Regions from separate parts of the Homo sapiens genome. Here regions 1, 3 and 4 are each linked to region 2. A link is a contact called in ENCODE Hi-C data. All regions are on one chromosome and are shown on one strand. The core of a region is the stretch at or near the end of the contact, and the rest is flanking DNA. Distances in the headings are between cores, read along the strand shown. Region 1 holds the start of ZNF420 (zinc finger protein 420). Region 2 holds the start of ZNF155 (zinc finger protein 155). Region 3 holds the start of ZNF585A (zinc finger protein 585A). Region 4 holds the start of ZNF570 (zinc finger protein 570).

Region 1 (3,195 bases), core at 75-2,574, 6.9 Mb after region 2:
TGAGCCACCGCGCACAGCATCCAGTGGCTGTCTTGAAGGTATTATCAGCCCTAAAATTCTCATCCTAAGACCAGGTCTGTAACTTGCAAATAACTCCTATTCATCACTCAGGTGTCCAAATGTCTGACTTCCTTACTTCTTGCCACTTCCCTGCACCCAATCCCCTTAAGGCTATAAGGCAAGAGGACGCAGGGAAGAAGTCGTGAACTCGTAAGTAACTACATTTCCCAAGGTGAACCGAGGATGGATACAGAAATGAAGCAATACAGGCCATGGATGAAAGGGCAGCCACTGTGGTCAAATCAAAAAGTCCTTAAGTCCTCAGAGCCACATGGGAGGAGCACAGAGCCACATGGGACTCACAATCCATAGGCAGACCTCAGCCCCAAATGAACCCCAGAAATACCAAAAAGAAATTTACTTCTGTACTGGACTAAACCCCCATAAGGTCACAGAATATACAAATGGCCACATAAAGTCACACATAATCACATTTCCACAGTTACACAGCTAGAGGCACAATCACCCAATTATGCTACATTGTTAGACCACCTTGTCTCAAACAAAATCCCATTAAGTACAAGGCATATAATTACATCCAAGCACCTTGTCAGAGACACATACCGCCAAAAACACCCTTTCAAAGCTGCAATTTTAGTCTCTTTACACAGTCATGAAAACAGCACACACAACCCCACAGTCACACACAATCAGACAGTCACCCAACCCAGTACGAAATCAGGGAAACACGCGGTAATAAACACCGTGTCACAGCAACACTGTCACACACCTTAAATTTACTGGCAAATCCATCCCACGATATCAGGTTTACACACAACCTCAAAGTGACACAAGAACATCCAAACACTCTTGTCACAACTGTCACACACTTCATAGTCACAGGCAAACCCCAATTATACACGCGGCACACATAAAATCACAGTCACATAAGTATATCCCAGCCAGGTAAGCAAACAGTCACAAACACCCTCAGAGTCACAACTCACACTCATACAAATGCTCATACACAAAACCACAGCCACACACGTCCAGTCGTGTATGCACAGGCAGTCGCCAATACCAGGCAGGCTGTAGCCTGCACACAAAACCGGAGACACGGCCACACGAGTAACCCCAGCGACGCTTTCTCCGCGCGTGTCCGCTCCGGCATCCCGGACACTCCTACCTTGACAGAGGTGCAGTTCAGGGTCCAAGATCTGGCTCCCGGGTTCCAAGCCCAATTTCGGGTTCGCCAGCCCAGCAGGTGCGGAGCCAAGCTCCTCCACAGACGCGGCCCTCTCCCCACGCGAGGCCTCCAAATCTCGCAAACTAACGGAAATGAAGCTACGCTCCGGGAGCGGTGCCTCTGGGAAATGTAGTCCAGCGCTCCGGACGCCGTGCCTCTGGGAAATGTAGTCCAGCGCTTGGCTAGCCGGCCAGAACGCCAGGAGGCCCGGGCCGCTCACCCCTCGAGGGGCTCGTGGGCTCGGCCTGTGGAACCTGCTTGTCCCGCCTGCAGCGCCCCGGAGGTTTCTGGGAGTGCCCGCCCGCCCGCGCTCAGTGCGCAGGCGTCAGACGCTCAGGGCCTGCGAGAGCGAGCTGAGTGGTCCCAGGGTCTACCCCTGGCAGGAGAGAGGGTGGGACCCGCCGGCCAGGCAGGTGCGGGGGAGGAGCTGGGGCCGGTGCGGGGACCCGCCGGAACCTCGGATTTGCAGAGGACCCTGTGTGTGCCCTCCCAGGCCCTTGGGGTGTGTGTGACAATGGGAGATGCCAGGTGGACTGAGAGTCTTTCCGTGGCCGGGTGTGTATGGTTGTGTTTCTGCCTGTGTGTGATTCTTCCTGCTGTGGGGTGTGAGGTGATTTGTACTTTAAGCTGCGTAGTAATGGGATTTTATAACTGTGTAGAATCGTCTAACAGAGTAAGACGATTTTACACAGATCTCTATTGTGGTTTGCTTATGAAGGGTATCTGTATGTATATCTGCTTTTTTGTGTGTGGCCGTAATTGAGTAACTGGTGATCTGTGTTATATAAACGTGCTTTCTTTGTGCTTGTATTTCAGTGTCTGTAAGGGTGCCAAGAGCAAATGAGCTGTGTGTGATCGTGTGTGACAGTGAAAATACTATGGCCAAGTTATTTCTTCCTTAAATAGTAATGTAATAATCTGGAAAAGATAATCAATTTATCTGACAAGTAATTTAGACATCATTTTTCTATTGGATCAAATATATGTGTTATCGGGAAGAATCCAAAATTAACGTAGTTTTTTCTTTGTTTTTAGAAAGATTATTTCAAAACCAGTCCTAGGGTAACTGCCTTTTCCTCTGCCACAGCAGGCCAAAAGTAGATATCCATTATTTTCTAATTAGAGGGTAAAGTTTCTCTTATTACTGGGTACGGTTGAGAGGCCATCAACTAATAAAATAATAAAACAACGTTATACATAAGAAGAGTGAATTTTAGCACAGTACAGCACTAGTCAGATTTCCCAAATTCTAGGTCAAACACTTGTCCTCATTTTCTGATGAGAAAACCTTGGCCGGCAGAAAGTAACTTAAGGCTGTAGAGTTTGTTGGTAAACCTGAACTTATTTTTACTTACTTCAAGACCTCTTGGCCTTTTATGATTTTTGAATAATCAAAAACTTGTGAACTTCCAGCACAGAGAAGATAGAGTATAATTTCACCACTCCTTCAGAGGGAAAAAAATTAATAAAACTTGGTCTTGCAAGACCATATATCAAATACATTGATCTCTTACCGGTAATGTGACTGGAATAGCAAATTTGGTGATCAGAATTCTTGAGGGAATGAACCTGTGTGTGTGATCAGGCATAGCTATGTGAAATATAGATAATTAAATTGCACTGAGTTAGAGTGGGTCAAAGTCAGGCAAGAATTATGTCCAATTCACATGCACACGTATGTTTATTGCGGCACTATTCACGATAGCAAAGACTTGGAACCAACCCAAATGTCCATCAATGATAGACTGGATTAAGAAAATGTGGCACATATACATCATGGAATACTATGCAGCCATAAAAAAGGATGAGTTCATGTCCTTTATAGGGACATGGATAAAGCTGGAAACCATCATTCTTAGCAAACTATCGCAAGGACAGAAAACCAAACACCACATGTTCTCACTCATAGGTGGGAATTGAACAATGAGAACACTTGGACACAGGGTAAG
Region 2 (3,453 bases), core at 124-2,623:
TCAGGAAAAAAAAAAAAAAAAAAAAAAGAAAAAGAGCAATACCTTTCCACAGAGCCATGGTGTGGCGTAAATGTATTTATTTCCATAAAGCCCTTAGAATTAAGTTACCAATTAAGGTTTAATTATTATCAACACCCATGCCCAAGGACACATCCTATACACTCTTGGTTGAGGTGAACATCTCTGTAAAAGAAAAAACCGGCCCGGCGCGGTGGCTCACACCTGTAATTCCAGCACTTTGGGAGGCCGAGGCAGGCGGATCACTTAGGACCACAGGTTCGAGACCAGCCTGGCCAACATGGTGAAACCCCGTCTCTACTAAAAATACAAAAATTAGCCGGGCATGGTGACGCATGCCTGTAATCCCAGCTACTCCGGAGCTGAGGACAGAGAATCGCTTGAACCCAGGAGGCGGAGGTTGCAGTGAGCCAAGATCGCGCCACTGCTGCACTCCAGCCTGGGAGACAGAGCAAACCTCATTCTCAAATAATAACAATAATAAAAACAGACTAACAAAATAAATAACTTTTTTTTAAAAAGAGAAAAGCCAAAGACCACTCGTGTAGACAGCTTTGTCCTCAGTAGCCAAGTCCCTCCCTGCAGCTCTTTTAGAAAAGTCAGGCTGGGGAAGGAGAAAGCTGTCAAACACTCTGCGTCGCCGTCCCGGATACAAGTTAAATGCTCCTCTCCCTTCGTGAAACGTGGATGCAACCCACGCCTTCCTAAAAAGAGGTCAGAGGCGTCCGGGATCATCCAGAGCCCTGCCGGGCTCCAAGAGAAGGGCCGGAGCAGCTGGAGCTCTGACCCCACCCGGGCACCTGACCACTTCGCGGGAAATTAACAGGACACCAAGTGACAGGAGCTGTTAAGTCTTTGTTTTATACCACAACTTTCAACTCCTAAAACAATTCTATCAGGATGGTCCTGAAATCCTCATTTAAAAAACGGCAATGGGAGGTACAGGGAGATTAAGTAACACCCCACGTTATATCGCGAGAAAGAGGTCGCACACTTAAGAGTGGAGGGAGGCGGACTGAACGAGGTCAAACACCTGGAAAACCCTCTAAACAGGCACACAAGACTAGACAGAGTTCTTCCCCGCCCCCCCCGAACCCCCGACGACTCCTCCGGTGGACCTGAGTACAGCCCCCAACGCCAGAAGGCTCCATCGACGGCAACGAAACTTCCCTCCCACCCCTCGCATCTCCAAACCTCAGGTCTTCTCCAGGGCTTCTTACCCCCTTAGTTGACCCCCCAGGTCGTTAGGCGCCCCTAATAACTGGTTCACTTTCGCAAAGACCCGCAAGACACATACTTGGCTCAAACCACCTTGTTAAGTAGCAGTGTCCTGCTCGGAGACCGGAAGTGTCGATGATGCCACAGGCGTCTGGACTACACTTCCCAGAATCCCCCGAATCCGCCTGCCTGAGCCAAAGTTCCCACGACTCCACAGAGCAAATGGACTCCACTTCCCAGAATTCACAGGTCCTCCTGCCTGGGCCAAAATTCCCACGCCTCCCAAGCTACTCGCGAAACGCCTGCGGGAGCCAAATTTCCTGCGCATCGACCGGGCAATTAGACTCCCGCAGGCGTTTCGCTGGTATCTTGGGAAATGGAGTCCATTTGCTCTGTGGAGGCGTGAGAATTTTGGCTCAGGCAGGTGGACCTGTGAATTCTGGCCTATCAACCTATATTTTTATTTTAAAAAAATGGAGTCTCATGTTCTATATCAATTTTTCTAAACTAAAAAAGAATACTTTTCATGGTTTTCTTTAGATAAAGTGACTGTGCCAACCACAGTATGAGGAACACTTCTCTGAAAATTGAGTGACTGCTATTTCTAAACCAGTTACAGCTGTATCCTTGCTCTGTTCTGCCCTCCCAAGAGATAAAAATTTATTGACACGCTCAATCGTAGTAGGCAGGAAACTGTGCCTAATATATTAGGGTATATCTGGCATCAAAGGCCCTTTCTGTCCCCCAGGTCCTTGCACTCTGGGCCTGTGATGGGAGGAGAAGCTGCCATAATCTGTGAAATGCCTTTGGGGTCATTCTTCCATTGTCTTGGACAATAGGTCCTGGCTTCAGTTGACATGGCCAATCCATACTAAATTCATGAATTAGTTAGTTGCTTAACCATACCCTTGTATTCTTCAGGTTTCCTGTTTTTTTTTTTTTCCAAAGTAGATAGGCTGTAAACTTTTAAAAATTTTAGTTCTGTTTCCCTTTTAATTAATAATTATTTCAGTCATTCCTCACTTCGTGCCTTTCACTACGGGTAGTCAAGATGATTCAAGCAACTTCAACACTTTGATTAGAAATTAATTCAGATAAACAATTATATCATTCACAAATTCTACCTTCCATAAAACACTAGCACCTGAATATAATTCAGCCAAATTCTTTGTCCCTTTATAACAAGAAGCTCTCTTCTCTTCCAATAACATGTTCAACATTTCTGACTGAGGTCTTCAGAATGGCCTTTACTGTCCATATTTCTACCAACATTCTGATCATGACTACCTAGGTATGCTCTAACAAGATTGATGTTTTCTCTACAGTTCTTATTCTCTATTTCTGAGCGCTAACCAGAATTGTCCTTATCAGTCCATTCATGGCAATGTAGGCTTTTCCTAGCATACATGTAAAAACTCTTCTAGACTCTATCCATTACATAGTTCCAAAGACTGCTACATTTTTAGGTATTTGTTGCAGCAGCAAGCCCACCTCTCAGTACCAATATTTTTTAGTCACAAAATATCATAGCCTGCCTGGCTTTTATTTTATTTTATTTTATTTTATTTTATTTTATTTTATTTTATTTTATTTTATTTTTGAGACGGAGTCTTGCTCTGTCGCCCAGGCTAGAGTGCAGTGGCGCGATCTCGGCTCACTGCAAGCTCTGCCTCCCAGGTTCATGCCATTCTTCTGTCTCAGCCTCCCGAGTAGCTGGGACTACAGGTGCTCGCCACCATGCCCGGCTAATTTTTTTGTATTTTTGGTAGAGAAGAGGTTTCACCGTGTTAGCCAGGATGGTCTCGATCTGACCTTGTGATCCGCCCACCTCGGCCTCCCAAAGTGCTGGGATTACAGGCGTGAGCGACCACGCCCGGCCGGCTTTTAAGCAACAGAAATCTATTCTTCACAGATCTGGAAACTGGGATCCAAGATCAAAGCACTGGCAGATTTTGTGTCAGGTAGTTGGCCACTTTCTTGTTCATAGTTAGCACCATATTGCTGTGTCTTCATTTGGTTGAAGTGACAAACAAGCTCCTTCTGGCATTTTTTATAAGGGTATTCATCCCGTGACCTAATCACCCTCCAAAGGCCCCACCTCCTATTACCATCACATTGAGGGTAAAAATTACAATATATGGATTTTGGTGGGCCACAAACATTAAGACCATTGCATACGCATCATGCAGTGTCAGAGTTACTAATTCATATCATTGT
Region 3 (3,400 bases), core at 380-2,879, 6.8 Mb after region 2:
ACATTATAATGAGTTCTGTCTACTTATCACTCTGCTTTAACATTTATCAACATTTTCTTTTGCAATACCATATACCCCTTCTCAGTGGAGTTTTTTTTTTCTCAGTGGAGTTTTTAAAGCTAATATTATTCCACCCATAAATATTTCCACACGAATCCCTAAAAGTTAAGTCATCTTCTTTTTAACAGAGCTGCATTACTGACAAAATCAACAGTAATTCTTAGCCCCTTGGTAGAAATTGTGTGTTTACTAACGGACTTCCACAGATGTTTCCTTAGACCGTCCTTTCGGAGAAGAAAGAAAACCTGAGATCAGCAGAGTCTAATTCTCTAAACATATTTTTAAGCCGAGTCCCAGAGACAGACATAACTGGCCTGAAGGCATCCAGCATGCCCACATCAGAGTGTAGGTTCAATTCCCTGAAAACAAGTTTCCCACCTGCTGGAACTGAACACATTGGGTAGTAATTTCCCACCACTGTTCAGGTAGAACTTCCTGTCAGAAGCTGAGCTGTGAATCATGTTTAGGAGTTCACCAAGTGAAAGGAATTGTATCTTTACAACTCCTCATCCACACCCTCCAAAAAGGGGAGTAAGGAGGTTTCAGAATTTCCACAGAGGAGAAGCTAAGGGTCAGAGACTGCACTTAAAGCTTCATTGACATGGTAAGGCGATTGTTATTAATTATATTTTAACTTCAAGGTAAATAAAAACAGTCTTCTTTAGGTGCTTTTAGTAACACGTTGGCCATACTAAAGACTATTAGTGTTGTTATTATTGCTGCCTACTATAGTTGCACTTGAGGTATTTAGTGTGGAGGGTAATGGGTGATTCAAATCTCTATTCACCTTCCCACCCGACCCAGCCCTTCAGAAGGGGACGCCCGGACTTCTCCTCCCTCCTCTGGTGGTATCTCCCAGGAGAGGATTGTATTAATACTATTGGACTTCTACCCTATTTCCCAAGGCGGTTTCTCCCATTAAAAGTTGTACCACTCTTCCTGCAGCCTACTACTCATTCAGATGTCTCTCAGACTTTCAGGGTGGTTTCACTCAAGAGATGACTCCCCTAGTGACCTTTCCACCTTTTCCCTGAATGGCGTCTGTAAAAAATGGACTGTACTATCCTGATTCCTCCTATCATCTGCCTGTGGTTTCTCCCAGGATCCCCTTCACTTGGTGATTTTTCCCTGGCTCCTCTATTCCCTGGTAATTATTATCCTCAGTGTCCTGTATTCAGAAAGGTAACTTAGCTTTTCTAAATATAACATACAGCACCAGACCCACATTTCCAGTAACTTTCTCCTCCGAAATAGAAGCCTAGTCAGACAAGGGTCACACTCCAGCATCCTATGTAACTATACCTGCCTCGCTCTAGGAAACCCTGCCAGCGGCCAATTCCTCTGCTCTACGGAATGGATATGCTTTCAAAATGGCGGCCCACGCGAATAAACACCATAAGGGCGCGGCCATGTTCTCTGCCGGACAGCGCCACATTACGGAACCTGTGCGCTGTGTCTGCGCCCTGTTGACTGTTCGAGGAAACTGGCTTCCAAGTTTATTCAGAGCATGCGCCATATCAACAGCCTACAAAGGGGAGGTGCTAGAAGTCGGACCGGAAGTGGAAGTGGTCTTCCAAGGCTTTTTTGCCGCTGGTGTCAGGAGTATTTTCATATTCCAATACCGATAAATCTTTGAGGTGATTTTGGTTGATCACGATTGGGGTTTCTGTGGAGCCAGTAATAGGGGGTGTCGAGGTTGCCTGTGGAGTTAGTGATTGCGGTTTCAGGCTTCGGTGATGGGGTTCTGTGGCGTCCGTTGTTGATTGTGACGGATTTCTCAGGTCATTGATGGAGCTCTTTGGGATGAGTGATTGAGGTTTGGGGGTCAGTGATGGGAGTCTGTGGTCAGTGACAGAGCCTGTAGGGTCAGTTATGGTGATCGGTGAGGACTGTAATCAGCTTGCTTTCTAACCTGAGTTGAAAGTTCAGCTTTTTAATTTTCAGTCTTCTTTAATATAAAAATTCTCAAGTTTTGGTGAATCTTTGTATTAAAAATTGTTCAAATCTAAGTGGTTTTTTCTTTGATCCATGAGTTATTTAGAAGTTCCTTTTTAAAGTAATGTCTGTTTAATGGTCAAATTGAAAAATTGCTTTATGACCTAGTTCGTGGTCAGTTTTCATGAATGTCACATCTATTACATAGAAACAGTGTACTATGTTCTCTAATTGTATTGTTATAGATATTAATTAAGCATATATTCAAAAAATATATCTGTCTCCTCACAGATTATTTTGTCTGCTTAATTACAGAGGAAGGTAAAGTACTCAACTCTGGAAAGGTTATTTGTCCATTTGTCCTTCTTTTTCTGCTTTATATATGTGAAATTATTAGGAATAACTATGTGCACTTTTTTTTTTTTTGAGATGGAGTCTCGCTCTGTCACCCAAGTTGGAGTGCAGTGGCGCGATCTCAGCTCACTGCAACCTCTGCCTAGTGGGTTCAACGGATTCTCCTGCCTCAGCCTCCAGAGTAGCTGGGATTAGAGGCACCCGCCACCACGCCCAGCTAATTTTTTGTATTTTTTAGTAGAGACGGGGATTCACCATGTTGGCCAGGCTGGTCTCAAACTCCTGACCTCAGGTGATCTACCTGCCTCCGCCTCCCAGAGTGCTGGGATTACAGGCGTGAGCCACTGCGCCCGGCATATGTGCATTTTTAATACTTTATAGATATGACTAAGTAGCTCAAAATATAACAATTCAAGCTTATACCAACAATTTATAAAATAACTCATTTTCCCAGATGCTTTTCCAGCAGTGGATATTGTTGCATTTTAAAAGTTTTTAAAATTTTGAGGGAAAATTATATCTAATTGCTCCAATGCATTTTCCAGTTACTAAAGTTGGCATCTTATTTGGTTAATTGCCATTTGTTTCCTTTTCTGTGAATTTTCATATCTTTTGTCCTACTTTTTTTTGTGGTATATTTTAACATAAAGTTAGGAAATATCATCTAATCAAAAGTATCTGATTTTTCTGTTACAGAGTCTGTGTTTCCTCTCACGTGTAATAAGATCCCTCCCAGCCCACCACAGTGTTATACACATGTATACTTCTAAAATTTATTTTAATAGTCTTTGTGATTTAACAAATACACATAATTAAGTGATCAGTCCTGCTGGCATTTGCCTACTGAATAGTGTGTGATGGAGATCTAGTTTGTTTTTTTCCAGGTGGCCAGCCAGTTATATCACTGCATTATATCACTGCCATTTATGCAATGAATGTCTTATGCACACTCATTTGAATACCACTTTTATCACATATATAGATCAATATTGTCTGGTATATTTATTGTTTTACTTGTTTTTATTACATTGTTTTTATATTGTTTTAATAT
Region 4 (3,341 bases), core at 683-3,182, 6.5 Mb after region 2:
TAATCCCAGCACTTTGGGAGGCCAAGGCGGGCGGATCACGAGGTCAGGAGATCGAGACCATCCTGGCTAACATGGTGAAATCCCGTCTCTACTAAAAATACAAAAAATTAGCCAGGCGTGGTGGTGGGCGCCTGTAGTCCCAGCTACTTGGGAGGCTGAGGCAGGAGAATGGTGTGAACCTGGGAGGCAGAGCTTGCAGTGAGCCTAGATCGTGCCACTGTACTCCAGCCTGGAGACAGAGCAAGACTCCGTCTCAACAAAAAAAAAAAAAAAAAAAATGTACTCACTGGCCAGGCATGGTAGCTCACGCCTGTAATCCCAGCACTTTGGGAGGCCGAGGCAGGTGGATCACCTGAGGTCTGGAGTTTCAGACCATCCTGGCCAACATGGTGAAACCCCGTCTCTACTAAAAATACAAAAATTAGCTGGGCGTGATGGCGCACACCTATCGTCCCAGCTACTCGGGAGGCTGAGGCAGGAGAATCGTTTGAACCCAGGAGGTGGATGTTGCCGTGAGCCATATTGCGCCACTGCACTCCAGCCTGGCAACAGAGTGAGACTCTGTCTCAAAAAAAAAAAAAAAAAAAAAAAAGAATAAATAAGAATGTACTCACCACATTACAAGGAAGCTAGTGTTGCTGGAACTGAGTGACTGAGTTAAAGACAGGATGAGAAAAATTAGATGAAGTCAGAGGGACAGTCAGGGACCAGATTATGCAGGGCCCTGCAGGTCAAGACAAGGACTTACGCGTTTATCTTGAATAAGATGGGAATCCAATGGAGAGTGTTGATAAGGGACATGACTGGTTACCCAGAAACGTTTCAGCAGAAGGAAAATTAGTACCTGCTTGTTTTGAAAAGCAGACAGGTATTCAGGAAATCGAGAAAACACCAACACACCTGGTACATGGCTTTAAGAAGCCCAACAGCCATTCTTTCTTCCTCCTGGCTCTTCTCTTGGGAAATAGCAGTGGCCTCAGATGACTGAGATGGGGAAAAGAACATGAGAAACTAGACTTTTCTTGCAGCATCCAGAATCACCAGTCTAGACTTTTTAGGATTCTCTTTCCTCCTCTTGCAACCTTCCCTCCAATAGAGAGAGCATAATGGAGACCTAGGAATTTGTTTGCATACAATTTAACTGATGCCTAAATCATTTCCCAATTCCTTAGGTTAACAACAGATGTTCTAGGCTTTACAAATACAGACTCAGAGGAATGTAAGTTTTCACATAAAGACACAGAACTAACAAATAAGAGCACCAAGATCAAATAAAAGAGGACCTGACCCCACAATCCTCCTCTCCAATAAATCAGTGATTCTGAAACTTGGTGGCACATTGATATGACTTGGGCTGGCTTTAAAAGCCTCTCCGTGGCACACAGTCTCTCACTCAATCCCCCACATAATCAGAGTCTGAAAAACTACAGTGCCAACCACCGTCTTACCCACGCCACAGTCAGAGGCCATGGGTATGGACTGCCTCACACGGGCACCCTTTCCCATACCGGCAAGGCTCAGCCACCAGGGTATCTATCACAAGCGACAATCTCACAACCCAGTCACAAAGAAGCCGCGGGTATCGGCCCAACAAGGTGCAGCGAACAGTCGCCCGCTCCCGCCTCAACTCACAGCCTCACATTCCACGGTGCCATTGACTTCCTCGCACCCAGTCACACAGGACGTGGACAGGCACACGGGGTGACAGCCTCGCACTGAACGGTACCAACCTCCACTCGCACCGGAGTCACACAGATGGCCTGCGACGAGCTTCCGGAGACCCACACGCCACTCCTCAGCCCACTCCCGACCTGCAGAACAGAACTGGTGGAAGATCTCCTTCCTGCCCCGAAGGCTCGGGGAATCTGCACTCGGGTCTCACCGCTACCCTTAGTTGGATGGAACCCAGCCCTTACGGGCCCGGAAAGAAGCGCCTCAGCTGCCTCCGCCCCCGGAGGACACAAAGGGGCCGCCGGCCCAACTCCCGCGGGGTCCGCTGGGAAACGTAGTCCGGAGTAGAAAAGGTCGCGGCGTCGCAGTGTCTGGCAGCAGCGGTGCAGCTCCGCGCAGGGTTTGTAACACGGCCTCCTCCCCACCAGGTCCTCCCACACTGGCCTCTCCCCGGCCTTCCAGAGAGCCCGAAAGTCCGGATTCCCTGCAGCTCCGAGCCTGGCCCGGTCACAGGGACGGGGCCCAGCGTCACACTACACGGGCTGGTGTGGAAGTGCGCAGGCACAAGCGCTCTGCGCGCCTCCCTTAGCAACCAGGGCGGGGAGTTGAGAATCGCAGGTTGGCCGCAGGGAAAAGGTTTGTGCGTGGGAACGCGCTAGTGGCGCGTCTACTCAAAATGGGTGGGAGGCGAATTCCTAGAATTGTGCTGGATACCCGAAAAAAATTGGGAGGGGAGCGGGGTGGGGGGGATGCAGGGTGGTAAACTGCGCAAGCGCACTACACTCCTGGCAGTCTCCCACCCGCTACCCTCAGCCTGGCACGGTGGCTCACGCCTGTAATCCCAGCACTTTGGAAGGCCAAGGTGGGCAGATCACGAGGTCAGGAGTTCGAGACCAGCCTGACCAACATGGTGAAACCCCGTCTCTACTAAAAATACAAAAAAATTAGCCGGGCGTGGTGGCACGCGCCTTAAGTCCCAGCTACTCAGGAGGCTGAGGCAGAAAAATTGCCTGAACCTGGGAGGCGAAAGGAGGCGGAGGTTGCAGTGAGCCGAGATCGCGCCACTGCACTCCAGCCTGAGCGACAGAGCAAGACTCCGTCTTAAAAAACAAACAAACAAAAACCTCGTGACCTCAAATGATCCGTGCGCTTTGCCCACCCAAAGTGCTGGGATCACAGGCGTGAGCCACCGCGTCCGGCCTATTATCTCTTTATTAAAGGTATTAAGACCGGCCCCGTGCGGCTCATGCCTGTAATCCTAGCACTTTTTGAGGCCCAGGCGGGAGGATCGCTTGAGCTCAGGAGTTCGAGAGCAGCCTGGGCAACATAGCGAGACCTTATCTCTACTAACAAACAAACAAAAATCAGCCGGGCGGAGTGTCCCTTGATTGTGGTCCCAGTTACTCGGAAGGCCGAGGCAGAGAATCGCTTGAGCCCGGGAGTTCGAGGCTGCAGTGAGCCAACATCGCGCCGCTGCACTCTCCAGCCTGGGCAACAAAGTGAGGCTCTGCCTCAAAAAAAACAAAACAAACAAAAAAAAAAAAACACGAAAGGCATAGAGAAGTTAAGTACCTAGTCTGAGATGACACAGCTAGTAAGGCCAAGTCTGTTTAGAAGTCAGGCGGTCTGGCCACACTACTTTTCGCTCACGATCCCGGGTCATGAAATCC

What was found. A loop is a pair of places that touch in the nucleus more often than their neighbours do. Pooled maps may share reads with other maps.
Region 1: a pooled map shows a loop between it and region 2 (15-fold over the local background). The contact joins the promoter of ZNF420 here to the promoter of ZNF155 in region 2. A Hi-C loop is called at or near these places in 5 of 50 pooled maps.
Region 3: a loop to region 2 is called in a pooled map, with 9 times the contacts of the local background. The contact joins the promoter of ZNF585A here to the promoter of ZNF155 in region 2. A Hi-C loop is called at or near these places in 5 of 50 pooled maps.
Region 4: a loop to region 2 is called in a pooled map, with 9 times the contacts of the local background. The contact joins the promoter of ZNF570 here to the promoter of ZNF155 in region 2. A Hi-C loop is called at or near these places in 6 of 50 pooled maps.

Annotation. Positions count from the first base shown.
Region 1 is chr19:37,076,562-37,079,756 of GRCh38, reverse strand. It overlaps ZNF420 (zinc finger protein 420), which reads right to left and starts at 1,324. Exons shown (of 5, transcript NM_144689.5): 1 at 1,187-1,324. LOC105372390 (a long non-coding RNA gene) reads left to right here and starts at 1,560. Exons shown (of 2, transcript XR_001754095.2): 1 at 1,560-1,659. RefSeq lists an enhancer at 1,249-1,488 and a silencer at 1,579-1,868.
Region 2 is chr19:43,982,108-43,985,560 of GRCh38, reverse strand. ZNF155 (zinc finger protein 155) reads right to left here and starts at 1,373. Exons shown (of 5, transcript NM_198089.3): 1 at 1,316-1,373. RefSeq lists a silencer at 1,477-1,676.
Region 3 is chr19:37,170,924-37,174,323 of GRCh38, reverse strand. ZNF585A (zinc finger protein 585A) reads left to right here and starts at 1,629. Exons shown (of 5, transcript NM_001288800.2): 1 at 1,629-1,697. RefSeq lists enhancers at 1,403-1,697, 1,539-1,728.
Region 4 is chr19:37,467,947-37,471,287 of GRCh38, reverse strand. ZNF570 (zinc finger protein 570) reads right to left here and starts at 1,932. Exons shown (of 5, transcript NM_144694.5): 1 at 1,731-1,932; 2 at 901-984. The coding sequence starts at 933. It also overlaps a transcript of ZNF569 not described here. RefSeq lists an enhancer at 1,758-2,257.